Regions from separate parts of the Homo sapiens genome. Here all the other regions are linked to region 1. The links are chromatin loops, found by intact Hi-C in ENCODE. Cell type or tissue: A673. All regions are shown on one strand. Each heading gives the region's core, and the rest is flanking DNA. Links, peaks and the distances in the headings are about the cores only.

Region 1 (10,754 bases), core at 904-8,903:
CTCCCAAAGGAGGTCAGATGTGTTTAAAGCATCTTTTCCATAGATGAAGCTTTATCAAGAAAATCTGACAGAACCTTTTCAATGCAACCATTTGGGAGAAAAATTGCAAATAGGTTATTATTCAGGAAAAATACCTTTCCTCCAAACCAGAGCAGCACATCCACCCAACATACTGGCTCCTTTAGAGAAAAGCAGAAAGGTTAATATCGCCCCGTCAGAGTAAAGCAGCCAATTAGTGCAATTGCAATTCAGAAGAAGAATAGAGGTTAATTGCTTGGAGTCCACATGTCTCAAATGCCTAATGCTATATCATTATTTTTTAGCTACATATTATTCATTTCATACACTTAAGAATTCTACCTTATTACTAATTAGTAATTCCTTATCCTTAAATTTTACCCAATTCAAGTTGTCATCATAGGGCCCTCCTCAGCCCCCATTTTCCCTAAGATGCAACTAAATTGTTGAGAAAAGGTTGGCATCTCCTATTCACTACCTCCCACCTCCAGCCCCTGCCAGCACCCCCGAGTTCACCTCTCCTCTTCCACGGGCATGTGGTTTCCCTGCCTGCAGAATCTTCCATCTCGGTAAACAGGCTTCACTCCTGCCTTGGGTGTTCTCAAGCATCTACTATGTCCCAGACAAAGTTCCAAGCTTATCGATTAGCTGGGCAAAAAGATGCCAATTCATCCTGCCCAGGTGTCTCTGTTCTCTTGAAGAGACCCACAGCTTGGCACCTTGGAAATGTTAACCCAACAGATCAGAATTTCCTGGGAATGTAATAATGATATCATTAATAATAATAATATAATAATAATGATGGCCATAAATACTTCTTGAACACTTTCAGGTCTCAGACACCATGCTCATGAACTTTACATGCATGATTTTAATCCATGGGAAGCCACGTACATGCATGTACGTTGATCACGTAAGCATGTGAGTGGGACAACCCCAAACCCAGCCCCAGTTCAGCATGGGCAACAAGAATGAAACTCGGTCTCAAAAAAAAAAAAAAAAAAAAAATTATCCATCAAGGAACAAGAATTGGGAAATGTGAAAGGAGGTTAAGAGACAAAGAGTTCGGAGTGAGAGGTTCTAGAAGGAAATGAAAGTAGATGAAGCAGAGGTAATATAAGAAGATATATGGGGGTGAGAACCTTCCAGAACTAATGATAACTATCAACCCCTGGATTCAAAACAAAATAAATCCAAAGCAAGAAAAAATAAAAATAAATCAGCTGGGCGCAGTAGCACATGCCCGTAATCCCAGCACTTTGGGAGGCCGAGGCAGGCAGACTGCTTGAGCTCAGGAGTTCAAGACCAGCCTGGGCAACTTTGCAAAACCTTGCATCTACAAAAAAAAAAAAAAAAAAAAAAAATTAGCCAGGCATGGTAGTGTGCACCTGTGGTCCCAGCTACTCAGGAGGCTGAGGTGGAAGGATCGCTTGAACCCAGGAAGTCAAAGCTACAGTGAGCCAAGATCGTGCCACTAACTGCACTCCAGCCTGGGTGACAGAGTAAGACCCTGTCTCAAAAAAGAAAAGAAAAGAAAGAAAAAGAAAGAAAGAAAGAAAAAGAAAAGAGAAAAGAAAAGAAAAAGAAAATCTATTCCTGAAACATCATACTGAAACTGATGACTAAAAAGACAAAGGGAAGATTTTAAATGCACTCAGAAAGAAAATATAGATAACCTCCAACAGAGCAACAGTTTGACAGCTGACTTTTTATTGGCAGGAATGGAAGTTAGAAGAATGGATGATTCATTTGATGTGCTGTGAGAAAAAATAACTGTCAACCTAGAATTCTATGCCCAGTGAAAATTCATTTCAAGAACAAGGTGAAATACAGACATTTTCAAAACAACAAAAACTACGAGAATTCTCCACTAGCAAACTACAATAAAGGAAACTCTAAAGGATGGATCCAAGTTTAAAGATCTAAAATGCAAAAGGAATAAAAAACACTAAATAAACATTAACTGCATAAAACAACAATGATAATGCCTTATGGAGTTAAAGAAAAACAAAACAGACTGGGCACAGTGGCTCACGCCTGTAATCCCAACATGTTGGGAGGCTGAGGCAGGTGAATGTCTTGAGCCCAGGAATTTAAGACCAGCCTAGGCAACATGACAAAACCCTGTCTCTACAAAAGATACAAGAATTAGCCAGGTATAGTGGTATGCACCTGTAGTACCAGCTATTCAGGAAGGTGGGGTGGGAGGACTGCTTGAACCTGGGAGCTTGAGGTTGCAGTAAGCCACGATCACACCACTGTTCTCTAACCTGGGTGACAGAGCAAGACCCTGTCCCCACTGAAAACAACAAACAAACAAAAAAAACCCACAGAATTAAAAGACATCACAACAATGGCATGCAAATCAAGAGAGGGAGAATGAAATAAAATTGTTCTGAGATCCTTGTACTATATAGAAGGAAGGTAAAAGCGTTACATTCATATCATAATTTCTAGGACAATCACTAAAATAATGGAAACAGAATATGTAACTTCCAACCTACTTAGAGGGGGAATATAAAATGAGAAAAAAAATCGAAAATATAATAAGAAAAGGAGAGAAAAAGAAAAACAGAAAGCATAAAATGAGATGGCACATAAAGTCCTAACATATCAATAATTACAATAAACATAAAGGGACCAGGCCGGGCACGGTGGCTCACGCCTGTAATCCCAGCACTTTGGAAGGCTGACGTGGGTGGATCACAAGGTCAGGAGATCAAGATCATCCTGGCTAATATGGTGAAACCCTGTCTCTACTAAAAAATACTAAAGAAAAATTAGCCAGGCGTGGTGGTGGGCGCCTGTAGTCCCAGCTATACTCGGGTGGCTGAGGCAGGAGAATGGCGTGAACCCGGGAGGTGGAGCTTGCAGTGAGCCGAGATCGCGCCACTGCACTCCAGTGACTCCTGGGTGACTGAGCAAGACTCCGTCTCAAAAAAATAAATAAATAAAAATAAAAATATAAAGGGACCAAATGCTCCTGGTAAAAGATAAAGAGTATCACATAAGATTTATTTTAAATCCAACTTTTTGCTATTAACAAGAATCCCAACAAAAACTTAAGGACATAGAAAGGTTGGAAGTAAGAGTGGGAAAAGGGCTACAAGGCAAGCAAGCAGAATATTAACAAACATGACTATATATTGGACCATAAAGCAACTCCCAACAAATTTCAAAGGACTGAACACATGCAGATCACATTCTTTGATCACAATTCATACATCAGAACGCAATAGTAAAAAGATAATAGTTTTGGCCAGGCGAGGTGTAATCATACCTATAATCCCAGCACTTTGGGAGGCAAGGTGGGTGGATAACTTGAGGTCAGAAGTTCGAGACCAGCCTGGCCAACATACTGAAACCCCATTTTTATTAAAAATACAAAAATTAGCTAGGCATGGTGCCATGCACCTGTAATCCCAGCTACTTGGGAGGCTGAGGCAGGAGAATTGCTTGAACTCCAGAGATGGAGATTGCAGTGAGCCGAGATCACACCACTGCACTCCAGCCTGGGTGACAGAGCAAGATTCCATCCCAAAGAAAAGAAAAAAAAGATAATAGTTTTTTTAAGTTCACATTTAGAATTAAGAAATACATTTTTAAATAACCCTTTGGTCAAAGAAGAAATCAAAATCAGAATTTAAAAAATAATTAGAATTGATCAAAAAAGAAAATATACTATATCAAAACTTATAAGATGTAACTTGAGCAGCAGAGACAAACTTATAGCCTTAATTGTGAATATATTTTAAAAATAAAAATAGAAAGGCTGAAGATTAATGAGGTAAGTATTCATCTTAGAAGGGGGATAAATAAAAGCAAAATAAACCCAAACATTCTGTAACCAGGTCTCTACAGAGCTCAGTTCACCTTCATACCCCCAAATGCAACATGGCCTTCTTCCACCCTGCAAGGAAAGGTCCCTTCCATTCCCAAGGCAATATTTCTCCAAACATGCTAGGCTGTCTTCCAATAGTACAGAGGATGATTTTCAGTGTACTTGGGCACATATTTATTTTACTAGATTTTAAATAATAGCTTTTTCCTACATTTGACAGGTAATGTAGTTTTACATTTATAGTAGTAAAATAAAATTTCCTTTTAAAATTACTTAGTAAGAGGCCAGGCATGGTGGCTCATGCCTGTAATCCCAGCTCTTTGGGAGGCCAAGGTGGGTGGATCACTTGAGGCTAGAAGTTTGAGACCAGCTTGGCCAACATAGCGAAACCTGCCGCTACTAAAAAAAAAAAAATACAAAAATTAGCCAGGCGTGGTGGAACGTGCCTGTAATCCCAGCTACTCAGGAGGCTGGGGCAGGAGAATTGCTTGAACTCGGGAGGCAGAGGTTGCAATGAGCCGAGATCGTGCCACTGCACTCCAGCATGGGCAACAGTGAGATTCTGTCTCAAAAAAAAAAAAAAAAAAAAATTATAGTAAATAAAATTACTTGGTAAGAGGATGAAATTCAAAGGAAAATATTAAATAAGTATATCATATATTATTATTTATAAATTATTATATACATAAATTCTCATTTCCAAAATGGAAATAATATTTCCTGCTTCATAGCATTGTTATGAAAATTAAAGGCCGGGCGCGGTGGCTCATGCCTGTAATCCTAGCACTTTGGGAGGCCGAGGCGGGTGGATCACAAGGTCAGGAGATCGAGATCATCCGGGCTAACATGGTGAAACCTCGCCTCTACTAAAAATACAAAAAAAATTAGCCGGGCGTGGTGGTGGGTGCCTGTAGTCCCAGCTACTCAGGAGGCTGAGGCAGGAGAATGACGTGAACCCAGGAGGCGGAGCTTACAGTGAGCCAAGATCCCGCCACTGCACTCCAGCCTGGGTGACTGAGCAAGACTCCATCAAAAAAAAAAAAAAAAAAAAAGAAAGAAAGAAGAAAATTAAATAAGTTATACACAATATAAAATAATACTTCATGAATATATTACTTGTATAGCATCTGGTACTTACCAAGAACTCAGTTCACGTTAGCTGTTATAATAATAATAATAGTTGAATGATCAAAATTTGGGAAACACTAATCCAAGACTCCAAAAATGAACTCTAGACCAGTGACAATCCCTGCAGGCAAGAGGAAAGTAAAGACAACGGGTCTTCGGGTCTTTGCAGCTCCCCTCTCCCTTTCCACAGCCTTCCTGTCCTGCCCTGTGGGTCTTGCTGCTCTGGGTCTCTGGACCCCACGCTGTCCCTGCCCCAGGCCTGCTCCTGCCTCCCCATCCCCACTCAAACTACAAAATGCAAACTCCTCCAGACCATGGAGCAGAGTGCAGGGCTGATGAGGTTAGAAAGTTGTCCCTTCTCCAAAAGTTTCGTTTAAGACAGCAAAAGCGTTTAACACTGAAAGGGAAACCCCCAGCTGTAGCCGCTGCAGCATCCTAGCTGAGCCCCGGGGCAGAGATTTGAGAGCAAAGCTCTGGGTGCCTCCCAGAGCCTGAGCCCCTCTGCCCAGCCCCACCCTTGGATGGGGAACATGGTTCTGAAGCAACCCAAGGACAGCCCCAGGCTGAGGGTGACTGACCTTTCTGATTTGACAAGAGTGATATCTTCAGGTTCTTCACATCAGAAAAATTTGCAATCTGTCATTTCCAAACCCTCACTATATCATTTTTCCGCCCACTTCAAAGATGTATAGCAGGGTTACTTGGGGCCCCCTCCATTGCAACGTTTTTATTTTCCCTGCATGATTATTGCTGCCCCCGGGAACTCTTCTTGAGGTCCTCCAAAGAAATCCCACAGAAGTGAACCCCACCAGGATGTGATGCATTTCCCATCCGCAGGAGCTGGCTGAGAGCACGCACTTGCTGCAGCCACCAGGGGGAGCTACAGGTTTCTCTTTGGAGCCCCAGAACTCAGTGGCCTGAGTTCCTTGTCATTTGCTAAACAGAGGGGCTCCTGAGACACTAATAGATATGGGACATATCTGTGTAGATCCTATGTACTTCATTGGCTGGTGCACGGGGCTGACAGGCTGCCACTGAAGGCTGCTTCCTCATTTGAGACTCTTAGGTTGTGGGTCATCGTCCTTGACCCCAGGGGGCTTACAGTCTGACTAGGGGGTGGCAGAAGGACCTGTGGACCAGCAGTCAGATGTTTGGGTTCCTTACAATTGTTTGTCAAATGTGTGCTCCCGCTTACTCCAGGAGCCTCACAGGGCTGTTCGTGTGGATGTGTGTGCATGTGTGTATATGCATATGTGTTTGAGTGTGTGTGTTGGCTCAGGTCACCCAGCAGTATGTGGGAGGCTGGAATGTGAACCCACGTCTCCTGCCTCCAAATGCAGTATTGACACGCTGTTCAGTAGAAGAAACAAAATAAGCTGTTGAGTAGAAGAAACCAAAGAAGCTGTTTAGTAGATGAAGGGACAGAAGCCCCTGTTTCCAGGGAAAAGCCCTCAACAGGGTGGAAGGTGACCAGAGGATGGCGTCAACTGCTGAGAGCTGTGTACGTGGCTCTGTGAGGGGCAGGGATGAACACATGAACACACCACTTGCATTTGGCAGTGCAACAGGAACACACAGGCCACAAAACGGAAGCACTGAGGAAGGGGTGTCCATCAGTCCCCTGTAAGGACTGATGGTGGGGAAGGCTTCCCAGAGGACCAGAGGGGACAGCCAGCTTTAGCCAGAAGCCAGGCAGAAGGACATATCCAGCAGAGGGCACAGTTTGGGTAAAGACACAGCTATGGGAACACAGCCATGGGAACTTCTGAGTTTCAATGTAAGAGAAGCTCTTACAAGAACTATTTCTGGAGAGAGGCAGGGGCTGGGACCAGATCACGTGGGGTCTCCCAAGCCAGGCTGGCTTTTGTCAGGGGAATGACATGATCAGGCCCCGAACTGGACTTCCCTCAATGTGGACGGTAGAGGGGCGGGGCGGTGGGGCGGGGTGGGGCAGGGAGCAGGGGTGGCAGGAGGGAGCCCAGTCAGGCAGCCACTGCAACCTTCTGGAAGCCGTCTAAGATGAGACGGCCACCAAGGTAACCAACTGTCTTGGTTTGCCCAGGGTGGAGGGAGCTCCCAGGACTTAAGACTTTTAGCTTTAAAACCAGGAGAACCCTGGGCAAACAGGGACAAGTTGGCCCCCCTGCTGGCCACTAAGACAGACATGTCTGCCACTTAACCTCGCATAACTTCACTTTTCTCATTTGGGATCACAGCCCACATTAGCAATGTTCAAGTGAGTTTCAGTAGCATAGCACCTTCAGACAAAATCTTACACGGAAAAGTTGGTAGAGAAAGCACCCAAAACTGGAGCCCCCAGGAGGAAGTAGAGGATGGGATGGGGTGGGGGGTGAAGGACCGACATGCTCACACCCTCAGGCCCTGACCCACCTCTGCAAAACCACAGCGTTTGACAGCCATTGGCCTAGATGGTCAGAGGGTCTCATGACTACATTCATTTGTTGAACTGAAAACCCAACTGAATTAAAATCAATGATCTGGTTCAACTGCAGACTATGCTAAAGAATAAAATAATAAATCCACTCCCAAATTGGCCCACCTCTTTGAACTGGAACTAAATCCATACGGTTTCTCCAATTATTGTCTTGGAATAAAATCTAATCCCCCTGTGAACTGACCTTGAACCAATGGTCATTTTCTTCTGCTTGAGTTCTTGACAAGGCACCGCACAGCCAGACCCATCCACAGACATCCTCCGCAGCCTGGGCCATGGTCAGGGAGTGGCCGACAGGGCCCACTGGCGAGATGCCCAGGGCTCTGCTGACTCTTACTGGGCCCCCTGCCACCCTTGGGGGCCTGACTACCACTCCCACAGCCTGGTCAGGAAACCTGTGTCACTGACGGAGGATTAAAGGAATCTCCCACTCCTGGACATGGATGTGACTGGCTTTGCCCTGATCCTCAGGCAACTGGCCAGCCCTGAGCCTTGGCCCATCTTCACTACCCCTCACAGAGCCACGTACACAGCTCTCAGCAGTTGACAGTTTCCTCTGGTCACCTTCCACCCTGTTCAGGGCTTTTCCCTGAAAACAGGGCCTTCTGTTCCTTCATCTACTAAACAGCTTCTTTGGTTTCTTCTACTCAACAGCTTATTTTGTTTCTTCTACTGAACAGCGTGTCAATACTGCATTTGGAGGCAGGAGACGTGGGTTCACATTCCAGCTTCCCACATACTGCTGGGTGACCTGAACAAACACACACACGCACACACATATATGCATACACAAATGTGCACACACACGCACACGCACACTCATGCGCACAGACACAATGGGGTTATTCCTCTGTTCTTACAAGGCCTGGTGCCATGGAAAGGGAACTACAAGCTCCTAATAGAGAACGTTATTAAACCTCCTAGCTTTTGGAAATCTCAAAGCATGCTGCCCTGGCCTCCAGAGGTGGCCTGCTAAGCCCACACCGGCCCTGTGCCTCACCTGCAGTGACAGCCACTTGCTGGTCTATCTCTCCTCAAGACTCCATGAAGGAGGGTGCAGGGCTGTCTCCAAGTGCTTCACACCAGGTAGGTGCTCAGCGCGTGCTTAGTGAGCAACCCACTCCCCTTCATTCAGAAAGATTTAGTGAGAACTCATAGGCCAGGCCCTGTTCCAGATGCTGGTAATAATACAGCAGTGAACAGAACAGACAAAAACCTCTCCCTATGTGCCATTTACATTCTAGCAGGTGAATGAAAAAGTGGGTGGGTGAAGGATTTTCGTCGCCATGGTTTGTTTTTTTCCAGGGTATCAATGAAGAAACCCATTTCCTCCAACACTCATTCCATCTCTCCTTCCTAATACCCAGCATGGAAAAGGATGAACTAGAAACCCGCTTCTCCCAGAAAATGAGAGATGAACAAGCTGATACCATGGGCAACTGGCTTCTTGCCAATACAGGGTTCAGGTGAAAGCTATGGATGGCTCTAGCTTCGGTACCAGCCAAGTTCATTCCCTTAGCACCAAGTTGGCCTTAGTGAGAAATAAAAGCCTTCTGTGGTGGCCCCAGCCTCTCCCCCAACTTACCCCCAGTTCTGAGAGCTGATGACCCTCACCCCTGGCTGGCTCCATCATGGGGAAGCTCACAGAGGCTTGGTGAGGGGGTGGGGGTGCCAGCAAGTCACAGGTGCCTACCATGAAAGGGTTAGACTGGGTGGATTCTTCAGTCATCCCCTGCTCCTAGACCCCACTGTGTCCTGAGAGCAGGGGTCTCAGCTCTCCCCGAAACCTGGGCACCCACCAGTGGGAACTGAGCCTTTGTGGGGAGAGGGAGCCAGGAGCTACCCGGCAAGCTTTGCCACAACCCCTGCTGCGCTCACTGGGAGTCTCTGTTTTTCATTCAGATGCCAGTAGATACCACGAAACTCAAAAATCCCTTGCACTCCATCTCCGCGATGGATTCTTGGCTGGAAAAAATGGGGTCCTTTACAGAGTGCTTGGTACCTTGTCCCACAGTCCAGGGTAGCCTGAGCCCAGCAGTAATGTCTGTCACCTGACAGGTCTCAAGTCTATACTAACCCCTTCTCCATTCAAATGCAAACTCTGAGGAAGACTCATCGGAATGCAAACAGCAAGAAAGTCATCTAAAGTTGCAGCCTTGAAGCCTTGAAAAATTCTCATTTCTCTCCTGATGCACAGAACTGCAGCCGGGGGTGCTGGGGGCAGGGGCGACAGAGCAGAAGGGCTTCGAAAATCACATTTCCTTGCTCAGAACTCTGTCCGCCTGCAATTTGCTCTGATTCTCTGTCTTTTTGTCTGCTGCAGAGGGATGTGAATCACAGTTAAATTCTACCAAATAAATGAGCTATGTGTTAAAGTTCTGTAAAACCTACAATTTTAGAAAGGCTTGATGTGGTTGACACTAAATTGATTTCAACACATCCTATTTCCGGTCTAATGCTGGGCCTTTCATCCAGAACAAACATGTGCATAATGGCTGGATTCTAAGGGAATGGACTCGGTAAAAATACATAGGCAGCACAGGCACTCACATTAATTTTCTTCCTTTTTTAAATGAAAAGAGATGGTGTGTTTTACTTCTCAATGATTAATTTCCCATAAAGTTTTCATGGCACATCCATCGGAGGTTTTCAGGTGTAAACAACCAATCACGCTGCAAACTGAAAGCTCACCTTTGGGTTTTCATTTTAATCAGCAACAGAAACCTGATGCTTGCCAAGGGCAGGAGATTGTCCTGAGTGTTAAGAGCCCCCATCCCGAGGGGGTTCACAGGGAAGTTGGAGAAAGGGAGTTCCTAGCATCTGGTCACCTCACACTGAAAAAACGAACAGCTGCCTTGCACTGGATCTAAATTCAAGCATTCCCACGAGCGCAATAGCTCAGAAGGACCCAACAACCACAAAAATAAATTGCACAGAGAAAGAAAAAAAGCATATTTATTATACTCAAACCTAATACGTGGTAAGTTTAATAGCTTTGTGGCAAATTTATACACGTCATAAAATATCATAGAACTATTCACCAAAAGAAAAAAAAAAGCGCATGTAAAATCTGGCAAAATCCAAATAAAGCTTACTTAATAGTATTGTACCAAAGGCAATCTCCTGGCTTTGATCTTTGTCCTGTGGTTAGGTGGGAAGCCATCTCTGGGGGACGCTGGGTGAAGGGTACACCAAGTATACCCTTTTTTGTGTCCAGAAAGTGTACAACCAATGGCTGTACTATGTTTGCAACTTCTGTGTGAGTCTAAAATCATTTCAAAATGAAAGTTTAAAAAAATGTGTGGGCTGGGT
Region 2 (10,754 bases), core at 914-8,913, 96 kb after region 1:
CTATGGCTTCTCAGGCTGAATGGGTGAGGATTTCATTATGGGAACAGATATCTCTGAAACACCCGAAGGTTCAGGCTGCTGAGCTGCGGCCTGAAGGTGGAGGCAGCTGCAGCAGGCAGGGCTGGGGCTTTCGGACTTTTCTGGTCTTTTTGGAAAATGCTAGGATCAGGCCTTTTTGTCCCTGAGAACTGGCTGTTAACCATGACCCGGCACACCACCATCCCACCTCTTGGTGTTCCGCCAGGTGCCAGTGAGCTGCCAGCCAGTGCCTGCCCACTGCTCTACCAGCCCCTCACCAGGAGTTGGTTTCTACTATTCTCTGACCCCTTCAGCAGGTCAGAGCTGGCAGGAGACACTCTTTTACCACCTAATACCTCTCCCTTGTTGGACTTACCACAATTGTTTCCTGTCTGTCTCTTCCAATAGCATGTAAACATCCACGAGGCAGGGACTGTTTAGCTTTACTCACAATTCTATCCCCAGCACCTAGCACAGATGCATTTGTGGACTAAACGAATGGGCAAATACTAATAAACTGAAGGGTTCAGAATGAAGGGGGAGAAATCAAGGTTTGGGTGTGAGTAGGTCTGGATGTCTCTCTTGCAACAAAAACAACAGAACAAATGATCAACTACTGAGCAAAAGTAACCTGCATGACCCGGTCACGGGCACAAAACCTCAAACCCAAAGACCACACTGCTTTTTTCACTTTCTGACCAGTACTGTAAGATCTGTCCAAATGTTTAAAAACCACTCCCTCTGGCTACTGGGTTATATTACCTATGTGTGGCTCGGTCATCATCCTAAGTGACAAACACTATGTCTTCCTTGGAGGTGGTAAAAACAAAAATAATCAGGAGCCTGGGGACAGGCTGTGCTGTAGTGAGGACAGATTCCTTTATTTTTGCCTGATTATGGCACCATGACATTGTCCATCTACCTTGGCCAAGGAACTACTTCTCCAGACATCTGCCGCTATGCTTTGGGAATCAGAATGGGGTGTAGTTTCTCCAGTGGTACCTGTTTTGACTCTCTCTGACCCACACAATATTTAAAAGCCTGTGATGGGAGAAGCAGAACAACTATGAGTAATATTAAGGATTGATCAGAGGAATCAGACCTTAGGGAATGAGAGGCACTAGTCATGCCGTCTGTGTAAATCTGCTGCTTCTGCGTCTGACACTGGGCCTGCAGTCAGCTGTTCTGACAGTTGGGAGGGAAGGCGGCTGTAAAGTGACAGAGACTGGGGACAAACTAGAGCTGCACCTATCTCTCTCTCACAAGCACCAATCTTGATGATGCAAGACAATCTGCAGAATAAGCAGGAGCCTTCCCCAAGGAGCTGCACATGCACCTGCCCCAGGATTTGGAAAAGCTGGAGGAGGAGATGTGGGGAGCTGGAGAAACTGTGGGCCAGTCACTGCCACATGCCAGTTAGGTGAGTCAGCACATCAGGAATGTCATGCACAAGCTATAACAGAGCCTGCCCTACACGGACCTTCCGAGGGTTAAAAAAAATTTTTTTAAGACAACTACTTCACTTCCACCTTCTAAATCTCATGCAGATTTATCTGTCGGCAACTCTAAACTGAAAACAAACAGGTGAGGAGATTCTAGGAAATAAAGCTGCAGCCCAGCTAAGGTTCCAGGGAAAGTCCCATCCAAGTCTGCAGATTGAGTCACCAGTACGAAGGTTTCACCATCTTGGGCCTGGGCCCACTCTTATGTAAGCCAGTCAAACTGCTTTCAGCATGCAAAGGAGGTAGTATTTCTCTCATTCTAGGTGAGCAACTTCCATCAACCCATACTAACCTTCATCACTTCTGTAGAACTACCATGGATGTTTCCATGCTCGTGTGTGTCTGTAGGTGAAGGGGTGGTGCACAGATCCTAGAAAAAGCTTTCTTCATCAGCTCAGGGCTAAAAATTTCCAGGAAGTGCTCTCTGGGCTCCACAGCAGCAATACATGGATGTTGATTGAACTGAAAACTCATAAACCTAGTATTGTCAGGCTGAAATTGTCCTGGAATTGTCTCAGTCCAAAGAACGATCTCCCTGTCCTGAAGCAAGCTTCTTGACTGCAGATTAATCTATTATTAAGTCACTTATAGGCTACAATTTGAGAACCCCTTTGTTATCACTGAACTAGGCGCAGTGGGCATTTTCTGAATCTAGGCATGGAGGGAGAGTGACTGGTTTCTCAAGGATAATGACCACTGCCTTAGAATCCCAGTGGAAGGTGGAAAGGGACTAGGGCAATCGTCTAGTCTGACCTGTCCTTTTACAGATGAGGATGATGGGGCATGAAGAGGGGAAGGAACTGGCCCGAAACCACACAGCTCATCAGTGGCAGAGTCAGAACAAGAGTCAGAAGCTCCTGTCTCCCTGTTTCTGCCTTTTCCATGACAGCATGCTGTTTCTCAAAGGCATCTTCTCCTAGAAACAGGAGGCTACAGGCTAGTTTTTGGCATGTTTACTGATTTCATTCTTTCCGAATCCGTTTCCATCTCCATCTTCCAGATCTGTAAATAAAGTCTATCCCTTCAAGCTATCCCTTAGTTTTAATTTTTCCCCTGTGGTTTGTAGCTCCTCCTGGCTTGACATCACTAGGTCCACTCTTGGCTCCCACGGGCAGCTGCCCAAGACTCCTTCTGGAATGAGAGTCCTTTCTTTCTCCTAGGCCTCATTCTACCTTCATTCCTATCGTATGGGAAGAGCCACAGAGCCGCATCAGTGATGGTGCCAAGAACCCAAGTTCTCACTCTAGTAGTCATGGTGGCAGGTTCTAGAGGGTTAAATATGAAGCTTCTCCCCAAGGTAGAAATCCCAGAAGCTCAAATGCAACACTTCAATGGGAATTGTAATATACTGTCATTCTGTTCAATTTTTTTTTCTACTTTAATGCAACCTCTAAGGACTAAGACCACAATAAGGAATTAAAAGTCTGTACTTCTAAAAAGTGATGGCAGCCTGTCTCCTGCATGCCACAAAATCTGCAAGTAAAACTTAAATTTTACAAGTATCACTTATAAATTAAAACTAAAATCATGGGATGCTTGGGCTGACAGGGATCACCATGGTGAGCTAGTCTAACCTTTTCAGTTGTCAGATGAAGTGTCCAAGGAACAGTGAGGTTAAATCAGCATACAACTTGTTAACAGCAGACACAGGACTAAACTAGTGGAATCCTGATTTCCTGTCCAATAATTTTTTCTTACCACAACATACTGGTTGTCATTTATGATCCATTCATATAGATATTTTTCACGGGTCATATTAGACTATGTGCTCAAAGGCTATTTCAAGACAAAACCAAAAACCAAAAAGCAAAATAAAAGCTACGAGAAATATACCAAGTTATGCCACTCTATGAAGCCTGGTGCCCAAGTAAAACTTGGGTGACCTTTTAGAAAGCAGCTATTGTGCCCCTACTGCAAGAGAGCCCAAACGTGGGGCCTGAGCAGGTGGGGCAACTTACTAGTAAAAGGAAAGACCTGACTCCAAACCATACTGGTACCAGAAGAATCAGAACAATGGCAATGGCCATGCCAACGCTGAACTTTACAGGACTCAGTGATTTCTCAGACTGTGTTACAAGAGATGAAAATGCAGCATTCTAATTTTTAAAAAGGACATCGTTTGCATTCAATGAAATTCCTTTCAAAATCAACTTTCCACGTTCCAACTATATTCAACAACATTCTAGCTAACATTTCGGCTGCAATTCAAATTAACTAATGCCCAAAAGAGCCCTAATAGACGTGGTTCTGAGCTCAATTGAATACAATCAAAGCTCATGAAATGAAGGGGGAAATGCTTATTTCATGCAAATTCTGCATATCACTCAAGCTTAATTTTACTGATAATATAAAGGTGGGACATTTTGAACATTACAGTGAATGAACTTTTAAGCGGTGAGAGTTATTTTATAAAATGCTACCTCTGAAAAGCTGATTGCCAAACAGTATAAAAATGGTTTGAGGCATAAATGCCAAGTTCATTTCTATTTCACTTCTGAGGTAACTATCTTTCAAATCGCAACAGCTGGACTATTTAACACAATCTGGTGAATCAAAGTATAGTTCTTCTCTGGTCTCCCAGTGGGATGTCTGCATTAGTCTGTGGCAGCCATCCAACAAATGACGCACAGCCGGACGGTCTGAACTCTGTTTCATTTACAATAAAAATGGATAAAACCGCAACCATATTTACCGCCTTCAAGGACAGAAAACAGAAAGATTTAAATTTGTCTTTATAAAGTCGTTTCCTGGACAAACTCCAAAGAGGAAGTTCCTTTTATATTTTCTCTGGTGTAAAAATAAGGATTCTTATTTTTTTCCAAGCCCTTTATACAGTTACTGCAGTGAACAGTAGTGGCATTACAGCAGAGGTAGTTTTGATTGTTTCTTTTGGAAACCCTATTTTTCAGGAGATTTTAATACACTTGTCCAAAACTTCACAAATTTTTAATACACTTGTCCAAAACTTCACAAAATAAAGTTTCAAACCTAAGGTGAAACTTTCTATATTACTACCGATTCTAGCATTATTTTAAAATATAATAAAGGCAGAACAAAGCTCAATTCTTTTTGTTTTGGGTACTTTTTCAAAACTTCATTTTAGCTCAAAGAACGTATTAAGTTTGTCAATTTGGGTCCACTTCTATTTGTGGAAAAAGTAGATTTAATTATTTACATTGTTAAACAACAGAATACTACTATGTTTGAAAATCTGACATCAGCCTCTAGATGCTGATTTGCTCTCAACATGAACAAGAATTCCTTTTTAACATAGGTAACAATGGCTGGGCAAAGATCTATGTCTATGCTCAGCAATATTTTCTTTAGCTGAGTGACTGCAGCACAGGCATCCCAGTACACGGCTTACCTCCCGGACCACAATGCAATGCTAGGGAGCCTTGTAGCTTGTACCTTGTAGGATATTATCTTATTCCTCTAGTGCAGGCTGGACTGCACACATTTACAGAATCTAAAATACACTGGCACAAGGAGGTTCAGGAAACCGGACTATTCTCACAGCAAAAGCAACACTGACAATGCGTGAACTACGATTTCAGCTCGGCCAAAGATTCTGAAATGTGGGTGATCATTTTCTTAAGCTTCGTTTTTTAGCTTTTTATAATTCTGCACAACATTAAGTCATCATGGAAAATCCACTCAGATTCCAGCTATTAAAAGCCATGTTATTTATAAGAAATATTTTAAGAGACATAGTCTTCCACAAAATTCACCATATATAACATTGGTTCCTTAAAAACAGCTGCCATGCACAAAATACTTGCATTTTCATTCTATGTTTTCAGGAAAATACTGTTTTAAATGTAGTAGTTTTTCTTTCAATTTACTGTGTATTTTTAAAACTCTCTTTTAAGATCGAAAGTCACAAATTACTTTTCATAGAGCTATATAATAAAGAATATTACAAATGAAATGTGTTTATTGGGTTTCAGAAATTGGGTCAGTTTATTCTGAGATCTGACATTGCATTTGAGTTTTAGCTTCTTCTATTTGAATAAAAAAACCTCCCCTCTACTCCACTATACACAAATAAAAGGAAACATAAACACTGTGTAGACTATTGAAAAATGGCTAAGAAAACTACAATGTACCGAAAGCAATTTGGTTCTCTATGCAGAAATGGTATATTTTATACAAAGTCTCTTAAAAATCATAGGTGCTTGCAACTGGAAGCAAATGTTAGAAGGCAATTAATTCTCTGAGAGAATTGAGAATTACTCAGCAGCATTTTAACAGTAATTTTGAGATTTACTCAACAGCAGTTTAACAGTCATTTTTACACTAGGTGTAATACATCCTCAACAATTAATCTGGAGGAAGTTGCTGTTTGCACAGCAACTCAGAACACTTGTAAGACAATCCTGACAGGCGGATCTTTCGGGCAGTCCACAGGATAACTCCTTGGCAGCGGGGGAAGGAAAAAAAATGAAGTGAAGGGATCTCAACTTCCAGAACATCCAGTTGTTCTGCTAATTTTGTTGTTAAAACTTAATTGTCCATGTACAGGCGCACATGGAGAACCTTTGTAGCAGCGCTTTGCTGAACAGAGCTGTTTCCTGCAGTGTCAGTACACAATTCAGCAGTACTAAGATTACAGTTGAGAGCAGAGCAAATCCTTTAATTGTATAAGAGCATCAGATTAAGCAGTAACGTCCATGCAGTTCATTCTGCTAGCTGGTAGTCTCTTCTCAGAAACAAATGTTTACTAAGTACAGGGAAGGCGCCTTCCCTCCCCCTCCCTGATAGGCACTCATGTGCACACACACACACACACACACGAGAAAGAAAGCGGAGAAGCGGAGGTTATGAGGAAATGGTGGGGGTGGGAGTATCTATCAGGAACAAAATCCACTCCTTTCCATCCCAGGACTAAAAGAACTTCCCTAGTCTCCATTTGAACAAAACATGACCCCAAACCTCTCTTAAGGAATGGTTATATGGCCAACTAAATTAATTTCCAGCTGAGATAATTAGTTTGAGAGAATAATTTTATGCCAAGTTTCCCTAAAGTAAGTTAAGAATCTCAATTTTTATTTGCTAATGTATTTCAAAAGCTCATAATCTTTCATAGGATTAGAGAAAGTAAACAAAATAAAATAAAATAGCTCAGATTCTCCAGCTCCAGTAAATTAAAAAGCAGTACTTTCCTATTTCATTTTTCTACATTAGTTTCACATCAGAAATACTGAATGAAGAGACCAGTTAGAGGTCAAACAATGATAAAAATCAATCTTACTTTTAATTCAAAACCTGAAAGGCAATTAGATTTTTTTTCTTTCATGGAAATGTTTGACTGGTCACACCAACCAAGAAACATCTAAAATTTATCTTTTGTCAACTACCCTTTGGTTTCATTAATGGCCCAAACAAGATGAACTCTTACAAAAATAAATTTGTGTGGGGCCAAAAGTCACATGTATTTAGAGATACCACAGACATAGAAATTAAATGCAAATTAAAATAAAAATGGTTTCACTGGAAATGAACATTTTCTATTGAAATTGAAGTCTTATAATTGCCACATGGGTTTTTGTTTTTTAAATTCTTCTAGGGCAGCATGTAACCTCTTTTGACTCCCCCAAACGAAAAAGCAAACTGCCTGTCTGGCAGTTAAAAAGGAAATTGAAAAGAGCTTGATAAAGCTTACAGTTTTGAGGGGACCCTGGGGTGAAGAGAAGCATGATAAATTAGAAAAATGTTAACTTGAAGAATCTCTGGCAATTAATTGTGGCTTAAAAGGATCTTTGAGAATGACCAAGACGACACAGCTATGAAAGCACTGCAAACCACACTGTTGAAATGGAACAGGAGTTCCCTTTCGAAGGGCTTCTCCCTTTTGAAGTAAGGTTTTAAAGAAGTAACTAGATAAAATGAAAAATCATCTTTGAGGCTGACTACCTTGTCTAATTGCAACTGTTAGGAGGATATTCACCTTCCTGAAAGTAATTAATTGAAAAAGTGTGAATATGGATGAAAAAGCTCAATTCAGACAAGCAGCGCCACTTTCAGATAAGATGGTTTCAGGGGAGAAAAGCAAGAGGGCAAGAAAACATGAAACTCTTAAGCCTCTGCCTGACTGTGATGCAGACACATTTTAAGATCTGCTTACCTCTTTCTCCATACTGAAGGCCCACATATCCTGCCTCTCTTTATAATAAAAATGTCCTAAATCATAATGACCAATGGATAAACACAAACTCAAAGGTGTTAACCAGTAATTGACCAAACATGAAGCTCTCTTAAAAAGGCATAGAATAAAGTGGATACAATAATAAAATGTATTTGGTGCTTTAGAATGTATGTTTTTCAACTAGATTCACAGAGAGTGATTCACCTTTGTATTATCATATTATCATTTAGTAAAAGCATCTTTCTAATCCAATGATTACGGTCAGAAATTTTCAAGGTATTTGACTTCTGGGAAAAAACTATTTCTCAGCATGGTTAAAATGTTCAATAAAATAAAAAATGTGCAAATAGAACTTATGCTGACGACTAAAGTAGCTTAAGGCTGGTATTCTGACAGGCTAATTTCTAAAATTTATTTTGAAGCACAGCCCTTTATTGGACATTTGGCATGAAAAAAATTGAAATAATTTCTTTCCAATTATTCTTTAAGACTTTTTGCTAATTCAGATAGGCTCCCTTTTCAGAACTCTGTTTTACTGGGTAACACTTTCCTCCCTTGACAAGAGATCTTTAAATTGCTTAGGTTAGCCTTACAGAATGAGAAAAGGAAGACATGAAACTACCTATGAGTATGCAGGGTCTAAGGAACAGGATGTGAGTATCTTAGGGTCAATGAAGCAACTTAACTGCAGAATCATTACCTCCTATAGAAGGAATCTTATGGTCATTCTTTTCTTTCTCCTTCCTTAAGCTCTTAAGACACTAAACGCAGTACACCATAGTTCAAAAAGCACTGGCATTGGAAATAAAGTTTAAAACGTTCAAGTGCAATTTGATCTAAATGTCAGTTAGAAGTGTAATTTTGGGCAAGTTGTTTACCTCACTGAGCCTCAGTTTTCTCACCTGTAAAATTGGGATAATGTCCAATCTATAGGTTTGGGAGAATTAAAATAATAAACAAAAGCACCTTGCTTAATATTAGTGAAATACAGTAACAACAACACAGAAGCAAATTCCAAAACCCTCAATCCCCAAACTGGAAGCTGGTTCCATTACCGATAGCCTCCATCTATAGCTAACATATACATCCTGCCTACTATGATTTCAGCACATTTCCTCTTAGATGGATATTATTTTATTGTGAATATATACTGATAAAGAGTAATAGAAGTATTAAAACACACACACAGAATGGAAGTTTCTTGGCATTTCCCCCGAAAATGCTTTTTTCCTTTATTATACCTATATCAACCAAGAACATCAGATTTATGCATTCTGTTGATAATAGAGTTAACATGTTTCAGGTATCTCACATAGGATTAAAATGGAAGGCAATTTCACCCACACTGATGTATACTGGGTTTTCTTATTTATTGCTTGACTTATGTTTCAGAAACATTAATTTCCTAGCTACTCATTACTCAACATCCCAGAATGTGTAAATGTGGGACTAGTCAACCTAGCTGGGGTGAAAGAAGGAAGGCTAGGCCCCAACCAGCTTCGGCTTGACTGTACTGCACGACACTCTTTGGTAAATGTGATTGGCAGGCATATCAAGTGTCTATGTCACATTAAAAAAATACATACATCTGCAATGGTGGCGAACTGATAGCTATGTCCAAAAATTGAATCCACTTTCAAAAGCTAAAGTCATTTGGAAACATATGTTGAATATAGTGGTGATTAAAATGGGTCACGTCATCTTTTGATCAAAATGAATTACTGACACTATTCTCTTAGAGGACCAGCAGAGCGGCTCCGAAGCAGTCGTCTCATCTTCTCACCCATTTTCTCCACCCCGAAATAAACAGGTGGGAAAGACTGCCCAATTTATTTTCTCTGTGATCAGGTACTTTTTTTTTTTTTTTTTTTTTGAGTTAAGAGTCTCACTCTGTGGCCCAGGCTGGGAGTGCAGTGGCACAATCTGGGCTCACTGCAACCTCCACCTCCTGGGTTCAAGCAATTCTCCTGCCTCAGCCTCCTAAGTAGCTAGGATTACAGGCATGTGCCACCACACCCAACTAATTTTTGTATTTTTAGTAGAGATAGGGTTTTGCCATGTTGGCCCGGCTGGTCTTGGACTCCTGACCTCAAGTGATCTGCCTGCCTCAGCCTCCCAAAGTGCTGGGATTGCTGGGATTATAGGCGTAAGCCACCATGCCTGGCCTGTGATCAGGTACTTCTAATGTAAAAAGGTCTAAATGCATTTGGGGCAACAGTGAAGGGCTGCAATGGGTATGTTGGCCCCTAAGAGTACTACTCTAAAAGATAACAGTTATTTTGATTTGGACTTGTAAGTCCTGAGGATGTATTTTAAAAATTAATTATTTTACATTTCTGGGTTTGTGTTTTTCTATAAAAACTACACTGAGAGACACGTAGCTAGGAAATATGTGCCTCTTACTCCTTTTCCTAACCGTGAACAGCTTTACCAAGTGAACACATTGGCTAGGAATTACTGGGATTCTAAAGCTGAAAGGGACTCTGTACAGTATGTAATCTACTTGCCTCAATTTTGGATTAGAAGAAACATAACAAAAAGAAAACAAAACACAGAGAGGTTAAACAACTTGTCCAAGTCATCTGGCCCACTCAAAAACCCAGGGGTCTAGTATCTTAGCTTTGGTCCTTGATGATCCATTATCCCAGCAATATAATTGTAAGATAAGATAGGAAAGGAATTTATTAAAATGCTTTTCCTATATGATCTAATTTACATGACAGTCCTACAGGGCAGGCATTACTACCATCAATTTACACACCAGGAAATTCAGTTATAGATTACATAACTTTCCCAGGGTCACAAATATCTAAACGGCAGACCCAGGATCTGAACCCTACTCTGTCTGACTTTAGAGTTCAAGTCTTGGAAATAACTGGATGCTGCTTGCCACCCTGTGCATATGTGGACAGGCACCGGCTTAGAAAATAAATCACATTGTTTCCTTGTTACTCCCCCTCCCGTCTACAGGCTTTTATTGATTAAAATACAAATCATTCTTGTTTTTCTGACCCTGGGCAACACTTAATTATTCTATTGCCAGGTATTATAGCTGTCTCAAAGTAAAAGAGTTTCTTTTAAAAAGT
Region 3 (10,754 bases), core at 1,048-9,047, 380 kb after region 1:
ATGGGATTTGGAGATGAAGGAGTAGGCCATCAAAACATAACCCAGAACTTAACTTGTTTTGGAAAAAAACATTTTATGGAAAATTTCCAACATATAGGAAAGAAAAGAGAATATTATAGTGAACTCCCATGCACCTGTCCCCAACCTCCAAATAACGAAGGCAAATCTATTTTATGGTCAATCTATTTCCTCCCCTCCTTCCCACGGACTCTGCCTCCCCAGCTGTCAAAACCTACACACACACTGCTTCCCCTATTCACACAGATTATTTGGAAGTAAAACCTGGACCTTGCCACACTTAATCTGCAAGCATTTCAGCATGTACTGTCAAGAGATGACCACATTACCAAAACTACAATAGCATCAACACAACCACAATACCAAGATATACCCACAAACTTCACATTCCTAAACACCCTGGAGTATCCAGCTGGCTGAAGCTTTATTTTAACCACAATTCCTGGCTAGAGCTTGGTTTTCACTGAGTTTCAGCTCTAGGGCCAGAATGACCTGGGTTTGGATCTTGATTTTTTTTTTTCTTTTCACTTATTAGCTGAATGACTCGGGGGCATGACTTACCTTCTCTCTGAGTGTCAGTTTAGTGCAATCTCACATGGTTGTTACAAAGATAAAAAAACAAAACAATGCATGTAAAGAGTTTGGCATAAGCCAGGGAATAGTATCTGTTATTTCTCCTAAAGCTGGACTTCGGTGAGATTTTAGCTAACGAAGGCTTGAAAATTAGGTTTGAGTTGGGGCATCAGAAGTTTTCACGTTGCATGGAGGGTAAGACTAGAGCCAGGGATGCACCACCACACCCAGTGATCATTCATGAGTTCACCCCTCCCAGGATTAACAACTGAACTCTCAGTGATGTCTTATCTTATAAGGCTCTAGTCTTATCCTCCATGCAATGTGAAACCTTTTCAGGTTCTCCAAGGATCCTCCTAGGTCCGACAGTCATCGTGGGCTTTTCTTGGGGGCAGTGCTGGTCTTTCTCCCCTGTATTCCTGCCTCTAGCATGCGGCTGGGCACACGGGGTCAGTGCTGTCTGCTGAAAGAATGGTTGATGACATCATCCCATCACGTGGCCTTTGCATAGCCAATTCCTTCTGCCTGAGACATTTATGCCTTTTCCCTTAGCTTAATTAACCCTCTCTGAATGGGTCAAATTCCCCTGGCATATGCTCTCAGAGGACCTCAGTGCACTTTCTCTTCAGAGGGTTTATCACTGGTTAAAACGTTAGATTTATTTGTTACTTATTTGTGTGATTACCAGATAGTCTTTCTTCTGTTCTAAACTTCATGAGGGCAGGAATCATGGCTGTTTTCTCATCATTGTATCTTTAGCACTTAATGCAATGGCTAATTGTTGAATGCAAGTGGTTTTTATGGTAGGGGGGAGTAGCTAGATTCAGAAACTGGTTTAACCCTAACCCTCACCCTAATCAGCAGTCATAGTAGCCAATTCACAATGCACTATTTCAATATGTTGTATAGGAAATTAATCTCCAGGCAAACTATTGCGCTACCAGGCAAACTATTCTGGAGGTAATACAATAGAAAGATCTAGTTAAGATACTTGAATCATACAGATTGTTGAATAAATTTTAAACACACAATGAGAAGCAAGAGGAAAGAGATGGGGTAGGTTAACACATATACCACAGAAGCAGGTGGGAAGTCCCCTTCCTGAATCCTGGGCCATTTAATATGCAATGTTCACATATTGCCTCCCACCCATATCCCTCCCACCCATATTAACTTTCTTTCTTAATGATGTGGTTACAAGGACCATAATTGAGGATGAGTGAAGGGACCCAACAGAAAGAAGGTGCCCGAGGCAACGATACACGCTTTTGCTATTGGAGAGCCAGGGGCAAGTTCTCCTGGCCACAGCAGGAGCATCCATTAGCCTCCTGAACAGCTCTCTCTGTTTATCTGTGCTTCTTGGGCAGAACACAACTGGGACCATAATGGGTGTCACCGATGGATGAGTGGCTGATTTTGGGAATCAGATAGCTGTCAGCCCTGATGTAGCATGAATGTATCTTACAACTTGGTCTTTTAATGTCTCTCTATTGGTCCATAGCACTCTGGTTTGTTCTATTATATGTTCCACTTATTGTATCTGTCTTCAACATCTCCCACAGGTTATTGATTTACTCATTATCCATGTGAATTCTGTGAGTTCTTCCTGAGTCTCACAGCTCCATCTTATTCATCCCCTCTTCTACTTAACACATACTATGAATTTTGCTTACGTCTTATAATCTACGGACTTGCTTGCTCTCCACATCTCATACTTATTATGAATGTATCCATTTGCTTTTCTTACCTTCTGAAGATTCCCAAATAAAACAGTACACAGGCACTACACAACACATTTATTAAATGCCTACTGTGTGCTAAGCATCATACTAGGCATCGGTAATCCCGACAGGATTCCTCTGAAACTTTCCATCTAGTGGAAAGACAGTTAACTAATCCCCCAGTCCTGTGAAATGATCCACTGTGTCAAGTGCCAGGCAGGGCTGGGGGAGATCTCTGCTGTCCCAGGAATGTGGAAGTGGGCAGTCCAGGAGAGCTTCCTTGACGATGTGGCATCTGAGGTCTGAGATCTGAAAGGTGAGCTCTAGTGTCCTAGGGTTTCAGAAATCCCTAATAAATAAACATCAAGGCAAAGTGTACTTTTGTTTGCACTATCTTAGTTTTGAGTCATATTTTGACTATTTCTTGTCCAACTTTGCCAGAGAACACTAACCTGTTGTAGTCCCCCAAAAGCACGAATGTTATGTTTTATACAACGATTGGAATGAAACACACCTATTGGCAAAAGATGCTGCACAACAGTGTTTAGGCTTACAAATGGTTCTAATGGGGATCAACAGCCTATAATTAGAATTTAACAATCCAAGAAAGGAGTAATATGCACCCTGCGGGACAGATTGGAGTCTTTTTCTTTAGTTCTGCAGGTTTGGTGGGTAGACTGGCTCCCGACTTCCCTCCTACAATAACTGTCCTACTGAGGTAAACATGTCACAAACAAGAACAATGAGATCACCAATAATATAACACTAATACCATAAACAAAAGAAACACCACCTTCGGCTCTGGTGGAATGAAAAACACAATGTGGACCAACTAACAGAGCTATTTAAAAAACAAATTACTCACAGCCAAGCCTTCATAGCTCTCCAAATGCAATTTTCCAGGAAGCTCGGTAACAAGCAGAAGTTTTTCCTGAGACGTACTAGCTTTTGCTGGTTTGGTTGCAGATCTGAGGTGTTGGACAAAGAAGAAAATGCCCCACATAAACCCACCATGACACTTATTCTCCCGGATTCCTCATTTTTCTCCCAACGTGAGACATTTCTAGTCACAGGTTACTGTAAATGGAGAGTCTTGCCAGCGTCAGTTCATCAACGACATTTTCCTAAAACCTCAGGCTTTGCACAAATGCCAAAACCCTCATCCTTGATAAGGCCATTTTTTTTAAAATGCACACATGAATAACAGAATGTGCACATTTTTATTTTTATTTTTATTTTCGGAGTCTCACTCTGTCCCCAGGCTGGAGTGCAGTGGCGCTATCTTGGCTCACTGCAATCTCTGCTTCCTGGGTTCAAGCAGTTCTCCTGCCTCAGCCTCCTGAGTAGCTGGGATTACAGGTGTGCACCCCCACACCCGGCTACTTTTTATATTTTTAGTAGAAACGGGGTTTTGCCATGTTGGCCAGGCTGGTCTGGAACTAACAGCCTCAGGAACTGCCCTTCCAACTAGAACCGAGCCAGACTGTCACCACAAACATCAGAGGAGTCTCAGCCCTGTTCCTCATTGCCCCTCTTCCTCAAGCTGCCCTGTGAAATGGGGATGCTGGGGAAGGCAGAGGCAATGGCATGAAGGCTCTAGGCCATTTCAGAGGAGGCACTAGCTGACATGAGGATGAAAATCACTGATGAAGGGGCTTGATCATCCCTGAACCAAAACCCTGAGTGTGCACCATCTTGGACAGAGTCTGCATTTTTGACCATGCATGAGAAGAAAGAGAATGCAAGTGCTCTCTTCATTCAGAGTTTTGAACCCAGATGCCTCAGAGGGCGCCTTCCACCCATCTCAGCTACAAGTCATGAATGGCAAATGAGACCTGAGCAGGGGAGGCCTGGGGGACAGCAGCAGCTCCCTGTTGGTCCTGTCGTCCCTCTTGAAGGTGCCTGCCAGTGCAGGCCAGGCTGGAGGCTGCAGTCATCTCTTGGTAGAGGGCAGGAGGAACTCAGGTCTGCCTGCCCTCTGAAGCCTTTCCAGACATCCCCAGGAATGGCTGCCGTTACCCAGTAGTCACGCACGCCTCAGATACATTGTTTTTCTTTTTTTTCTCCCCCAAGGCTCTGTTGCTTAGGCTGGAGTGCAGTGGTGCGATCTCGGCTCACTGCAACCTCCACCAGGTTCAAGCAATTCTGCTGCCTCAACCTCTGAGTAGCTGGGATTACAAACATGTGCTACTATGCTTGGCTAATTTTTGTATTTTTAGTGGAGACGGGGTTTCACCATGTTGGCCAGGCTGGTCTTGAACTCCTGACATCAGGTGATCCACCTGCCTTGGCCTCCCACAGTGCTGGGATTACAGGCGTGAGCCACTGTGCCTGGCCAGATGCAGTTTTTCTCATGCTTGTCCTTGCACATCTCCTGGGTGCAGGAATGTCTGGATCCCACAACAGTGATCTGTGCTGAACCCCCAAACCTGAAAGTCAGGGCCAATTCTCTCTGCCTCCCCCACTAGGTGAGGTCTTAGATTTTGCATGAAAACTAAAGGCCCATGAGCCCAAGGGTTCTCCCCTCTTTACAACTGTCTCCAAACTTAAAGAAGGAAATTGCTGGCTGAGTATACCCCCAGAAGAAGGAACAAGTGCTAGTGACATATTCACATGAGGACGGAAGCCTCATGAATTCAGACTATTCTAAGATACAGGTCATCTTAGGTGGGCTTTGTCATGCTTTTGGACGTGACTGCTGCATCTCCTTCTAGGAGAATTGAACCACTTCATCCTGGCAGCAAAACACACTGCCCACATCCCCATCCCAAACCGAGATGAGGGTCTGCAGTAAGAAGCGGCACATGGAATCTATAGCCGGAGTGGTTCTGACTTTAATTTCAGTGCCTGGAGAACACAGTCACAGCTCTTATCACTGTTCACAGGGCAGCTGGGGGAAGAGGGGCACTCAGGAATGGGGCTGGGACTCCTCTGATGTTCGAGGTGACAGTCTGGGCTCTGTTCTGGTTGAAAGGGCAGTTCCGGAGGCTGTAAAGCCTGGCAGAGGAGGGGAGGGGAGCGAGGGTGCTAGGATTCAGTCCTCTGGAGAGAACACTACAGACTGAATGCAGAGGCAGGAGTTCTGATTTGGAGATCATTTGGGTCTGAAGTATTTGAGTCTGAAATGAGGGAAACTCACGGTGGAGGACAGCTATTCTGTCACTCTGCAGATCCAGCATTATTCCACCATATGCTTTTCACGAATTAGTAGTGAAGTTACAATCTTGGGCGTTTTAAACTGATCTTTGCACCTGCTGGTGGCAGAGAACAGCATTTCCCCCGCCCCCGACTTCCTTTATGAGCTGGGAGGAAGCAAAATCCAGCTCTATTGTTGGAGCTCCCTCTGGTGGCAGTTTCCGAAAACGATCCAGCCCTGAGGATTTTGCGGAAGGTAGGCAACACCGAGGCATCCTGGGCATTCAGTAGGAAGCAATGAGAGGAAAGATCCTTGGCCCTTTCAGAGATGGGGCGAAGGGTCAGCTGTCCCCTCTGCAAGGTGGCAGATTCAGAAGAGTTGGAATTCCTCCGGAGTCGGCCCTGCCAACATGCGCACGTGTCCTGCGGGGTCAATGATCTGTGCAGACGACTTGGAAATCCGCTGCGTGCCGCCCAGGCGCGTGCATCTTTGCTTACCCTTTCCTAGATCGGTCTCAGCCCCGCAAGCAGATTGGCAGCTTCCGGGGTGCTGGGACGGCGCCCCCTCCTGCCTTCCCGCTAGCATCTGGCAGGGACTGGAGTGCTTCCTGGAGACCCGTAGGCCGGGGACAGGTCACCAGGTGAAGCAGCGCGCCTCCGGAGCTGATGCTGGGTGGCCGACTGCGTCCGCCACTTCTCCTGCCCGCCTGCCCGTGCTGTGTGCGTCCTCATAGGTCTTGACAGATGGTGGCGGCTTTGACAGTTCGTCAGCCCCGCGTGGACACTCGTCCCCAGTCACTGCTCTCGGATCGCCAGCTCTGCTTGAGAGACGTGGCGCAGCTGGGGTGGGAATTTGGAGGCAGCGGTGAAATGGGACGGGAACTGTGCTGTAGGAACAACAAAGACAGGTGCTCATGTCACCACGCAGGCATGGCTTGTGCTGAACGCCGGAGAAAGGCTCAGGGGAGCAGGAGGCTGCAGCACCGAGAGCATGGGACGTGAATATACGAGACCTGGGTTCCAGGCCTGGCTCCGTGGCTCTGGGCCAATTACTGCCCTCTCTCAACCCAGTTTCTGTATAATAACCCTGGTTGGACATGATGTTTTCGAAAGATCTTTTTCCAGATCCAGTATTTTCTTTAATATACATACATATTTTCTAAATGGCTGTTGGCTTGTTAAGTGGACTGGGGATAATTGCTACCGCTTTCAACGAGAGAAACTCGAGAATCTGAAACTCAGTATTTCTACGAATTTGCGCAACATGGGAGGTCATCGCCTGGACACCACTGCCCCCTTGCGGCAACTCATCTAAATTTGTAGGTGGTGACAAGGAATTCAAGGGCTTGAGGGTTCAGGCCTTATAAACTTGGGTTTATAAAGCGGTTGGATAATGTCCCCAAAGCTTTATTCATCCCTGGAAGGAACTGTAACTAGATCAGAGGCTTTATCTGCTTGATGCCATAATGCCTTTCCCCTGCCCTCAAGACAGTTATTTACAGGCACCCTCTAAGTGGATCTAGAGCCAGATTACCCAAATCCACTTGCAAATTAACTCAGATTAAAATTTGCAAGCTTCTTGGGAGCGGAGTGAGGCGGTTAAAAAAAAAAGAATAAAATTTGCAAGCTTCTGAGACCTAGTATGCTCCTACTCCAGAGCGGATTCATTGATAGAGGAGATGACACTAAGTCCATATGGTATTTCTGGTTATTAAACACCCCATTTGTATGGACATAATCTTTTCTCTTTTGTTTTTATTGAAGTAAAGTTTACATAACACAAAATTAACCGTTTTAAGTGAATAATTCAGTGGCATTTAGTACATTGACTATGTTACGTAAACCATCACCTCTATCTAGGTCCAAAATATAGATATATGTATCTTTTGAGAAAGAGTTTCGCTCTTGTTGCCCAGGCTGGAGTGCAGTGGCATGATCTCAGCTCTCCACAACCTCTGCCTCCCAGGTTCAAGCAATTCTCCTGCCTCAGCCTCCCGAGTAGCTGGGATTATAGGCGCATGCCACCACGCCCGGCTAATTTTTTTGTATTTTTATTAGAGACGGGGTTTCTCCATGTTGGTCAGGCTGGTCTCGAAATCTCAACCTCAGGTGATCCGCCTGTTTCTGTCTCCCAAAGTGCTGGGATTACAGACGTGAGCCACCATGCCCGGCCAAATATTTTTTGTCACTCCAGAATAAAACCCTGTACCCAGGATGCAGGTAGACCCCATTCCCAATACTTCATGCACCTGGCAGACACCAATTTGCTTTCTGTCTGTATGGGTTTACCTATTTTGGGTATGTAATAGAAATACATATACTTTCTGTCCATTTGTGTTTGTTTCTTTCACTTAACATAAGGCTTTTGAGGTTCATACACATCGTGACATGTAACAATACTTCATTCCTTTTTATGGTTGAATAATATTCTGTTACGTGTATATTCCACATTTTGTTTTTCCATTCGTCCACTGATAGACATTTGGGTTGTTTCTACTTTTTGGCAATTGTGAACAATACTGCTATGAACATTCATATACAAGTATTTGAGTTCCTGTTCTCAATTCTTGTGGGTATGTATCTAGGAGCGGAATTTCTGGGTCATATAGGAGTTCTCTCCAGGCTGGAGTCCAGTGGCACCATCTCGGCTCACTGCAGCCTCTGCCCCTGGGCTCAAGTGATCCTCCCACCTCAGCCTCCTGAGTAGCTGGGACTACAGGCACACGCCACCACCATGCCCAGCTATCTTTTTTGTATTTTTAGTTGAGACGGGGTCTTGCCATGTTGGCCAGGCTGGTCTTGAACTCCTGAGCTCAAGTGATCAGCCTCCCAAAGTGCTGGGATTAGAAGCATAAGCCACCTTGCCCGGCTGAAAGTGCTCTTTAGAGTGAAGGGTCATTAAGAGGGGATGGATGACAGTGTCCTCCAGGATATGCCAATTCCTAACACCTTGAATTAGGCCATTCTTGTGTTGCTATTAAGAATACCCGAGGCTGGGTAACTTAGAAAGAAAAGAGGTTTAATTGGCTCTTGGATCTGCAGAATGTATGGGAGGCATGGTGCTGGCATCTGCTTCTGGGGAGGGCGTTGGGAAGCCTCCAATTATGGTGGAAGGCAAAGGGGGGTTATGTGTATCACATGGAAAAAGTGGAAGCAAGAGAATGACGGAGGAGGCCCCACCAGTTTTAAACAACCAGATCTCATGTGGACTAACAGCGAGAACTCCCTCATCATCGAAGGGACGGTGCTAAACCATTCATAAGGGATTGAGAATCACATCAACATGAGACTTGAGAGGGACAAACATCCAAACCACATCACACCTCCTTGTTGATTCTCTGGTATCTGCCACAGGTTTGTGGGCTGGCTGGTTTGGCTTTGCTTCAGATGGGGTTCCTGGGGCCTCTGGGCACCAGGTGTCTAGGAACAACAGCTCCCAGAAAATGCTCTTCTTATGGTGCATAACAGAAGCCCGAGGGGCTAAACCAATCCATGCAAACACATTCAAAACCTTGGCTGCCATCACGGCTATTTCACTGGCTAAAACAAGTCACGTGACCAAACCAAATTTTAATGGAGAGGCCATGTTAATACTGTGAAAGAAAAGTATCTTGGGACCCCAAAATCACTAAGCTAAAAGAAAAACTCAAGCTGGAAACTGCTTAGGGCACACCTGCCTCCCATTCTATTCAAAGTTATCCCTCTGCTCACTGAGATAGATGCATATCTGATTGCCTCCTTTGGAAAGGCTCATCAGAAATTCAAAAGAATGCCACCATTTTCTCTCATCTACCTATGACCTGGAAGCCTCCTTCCTGCTTCAGGTCTTCCTGCCTTTGTTTCCAATTGTCCTGCCTTTCCAGACTGAACCAATGTACTTCTTACATGTATTGATTGATGTCTCATATCTCCCTAAAATGTATAAAACCAAGTTGTGTCCCAACCACCTTGGGCACATGTCATCAGGACTTCCTGAGACTGTCACGGGCGCACCCTCAACCTTATTTTAACTTTCCAAATTAACTGAGACCTGTCTCAGATTTTCTGGGTGTACAATACTCACCAGCTCTATCAGGCAGCACTGCAGTCACATGGCAGAGGGTGTGGCCGTATCATTCTCTTACAGGCAAGGATTAAAGGATTGGGGACGGTCATCTTCCCCCCAACTCCCAATGAGGTTTCTTAGCTGTAATTTAAATGCTTAATTTACCTTTTCTCCGACATATTTACATTTTATCAAAGACATTCATGATCTTCATACAAAAGACTTTGTACTGTGGGATATTTTTAGTTAGCGATCCCCCACGCCCAAGTGTGGAGCAGCCAAGCATCTGCAAGAAATGCCTTCAGGGAAGCTGGGCTCCCACTCAGTGGAAACCTTCAGTCTCCTTTAACCTCAGCCTTTTAAGGACCATGAATCAATAAGTGGCATAAATTATTCACCTCGCGGAACATTCTCAGAAATGGACAGCAGGCTGGAGAAATCGCCAGCAGGAGATGTGTTCTTGCAGTGTTTGGGCCTCTGCTCACCTTCTGAATGGCTGGAACTTTCTATTAAAAATTCAGATTTCAGAGAAGAATGAATCTAAGCTGTTCAGAGATTTCAATGAGACTCCATGTTTCCTTTTCAGACGCAACTAACTGGTCTACGGGGCCTCTTCTGCAGGGTCGAAGGGAAGCGCTTGTGTGCAGACTTGCTCAGTGTCAGGAGCAGCTGGCTGCCTCCCTGATGTGATCTCAGACCTGGTGAAAGGACCTGGCCTCTGCTCAGAAAGGTCTTTTCTCCTGGTGAACTGAGACATCAGAAGTTCATTCCATTTCTGCCGGGTGCAGTGGCTCACGCCTGTAATCCCAGCACTTTGGGAGGCTGAGACAGGCAGATCACCTGAGGTCAGAAGTTCGAGACCAGCCTGGTCAACATGGTGAAACCCTGTTTCTACTAAAAAACAAAACAAAACAAAAAAAAACAAAAATTAGCCAGGTGTAGTGGCATGCACCTGTAATCCCAGCTACTCGGGAGGCTGAGGCAGGAGAATCGCTTGAACCCTGGAGGAGGAGGTTGCAGTGAGCCGAGATTGTGCCATTGCACTCCAGCCTGGGCGACAGAGTGAGACTCCATCTCAAGAAAAAAAAAAAGTTGTTCCATCTCTAAAAACCATTCTGAAAGCTGAAAGTTCTGCCTCTTTGAAAGATGCCTTTCAGAATGCAAAGACTTTGGAAAGGAGGGAAGGTAAACTAACATTTATCAAACACCAATCACCCACCCACTTTAAACATTTACTTCTCTCTTGTCCTCTCTGTCCTGGT

The links. Peaks named below come from ENCODE experiments on the same cell type or tissue, not always from the same donor. Only the 100,000 strongest peaks of a DNase experiment are listed, where the experiment ranks them.
Region 2: it touches region 1 in a loop (2.8-fold over the local background); 2 of 110 quality-filtered maps call a loop at or near these places.
Region 3: it touches region 1 in a loop (8-fold over the local background); 108 of 110 quality-filtered maps call a loop at or near these places.

What each region holds. Positions count from the first base shown.
Region 1 is chr10:116,791,256-116,802,009 of GRCh38, forward strand. It overlaps a transcript of HSPA12A not described here. Among named protein-coding and RNA genes, the nearest start is that of MIR9851, 31 kb to the right of the region's middle. In A673, for the core only: a CTCF peak has its summit at 5,841 (motif pointing right); a DNase peak (open chromatin) is centred at 5,886.
Region 2 is chr10:116,887,282-116,898,035 of GRCh38, forward strand. All of the region lies in intron 16 of SHTN1 (shootin 1), which reads right to left. It also overlaps a transcript of ENO4 not described here. Among named protein-coding and RNA genes, the nearest start is that of ENO4, 43 kb to the left of the region's middle. In A673, for the core only: no CTCF peak of the experiment used is centred there; DNase peaks (open chromatin) are centred at 1,430, 4,130 and 6,070; H3K4me3 peaks cover 554 bases; H3K27ac peaks cover 1,668 bases.
Region 3 is chr10:117,169,386-117,180,139 of GRCh38, forward strand. No RefSeq gene overlaps it. Among named protein-coding and RNA genes, the nearest start is that of MIR3663HG, 5.7 kb to the left of the region's middle. RefSeq lists an enhancer at 5,734-5,913. In A673, for the core only: CTCF peaks have their summits at 5,668 (motif pointing left) and 6,755 (motif pointing left); DNase peaks (open chromatin) are centred at 5,626 and 6,726; H3K4me3 peaks cover 2,012 bases; H3K27ac peaks cover 1,428 bases.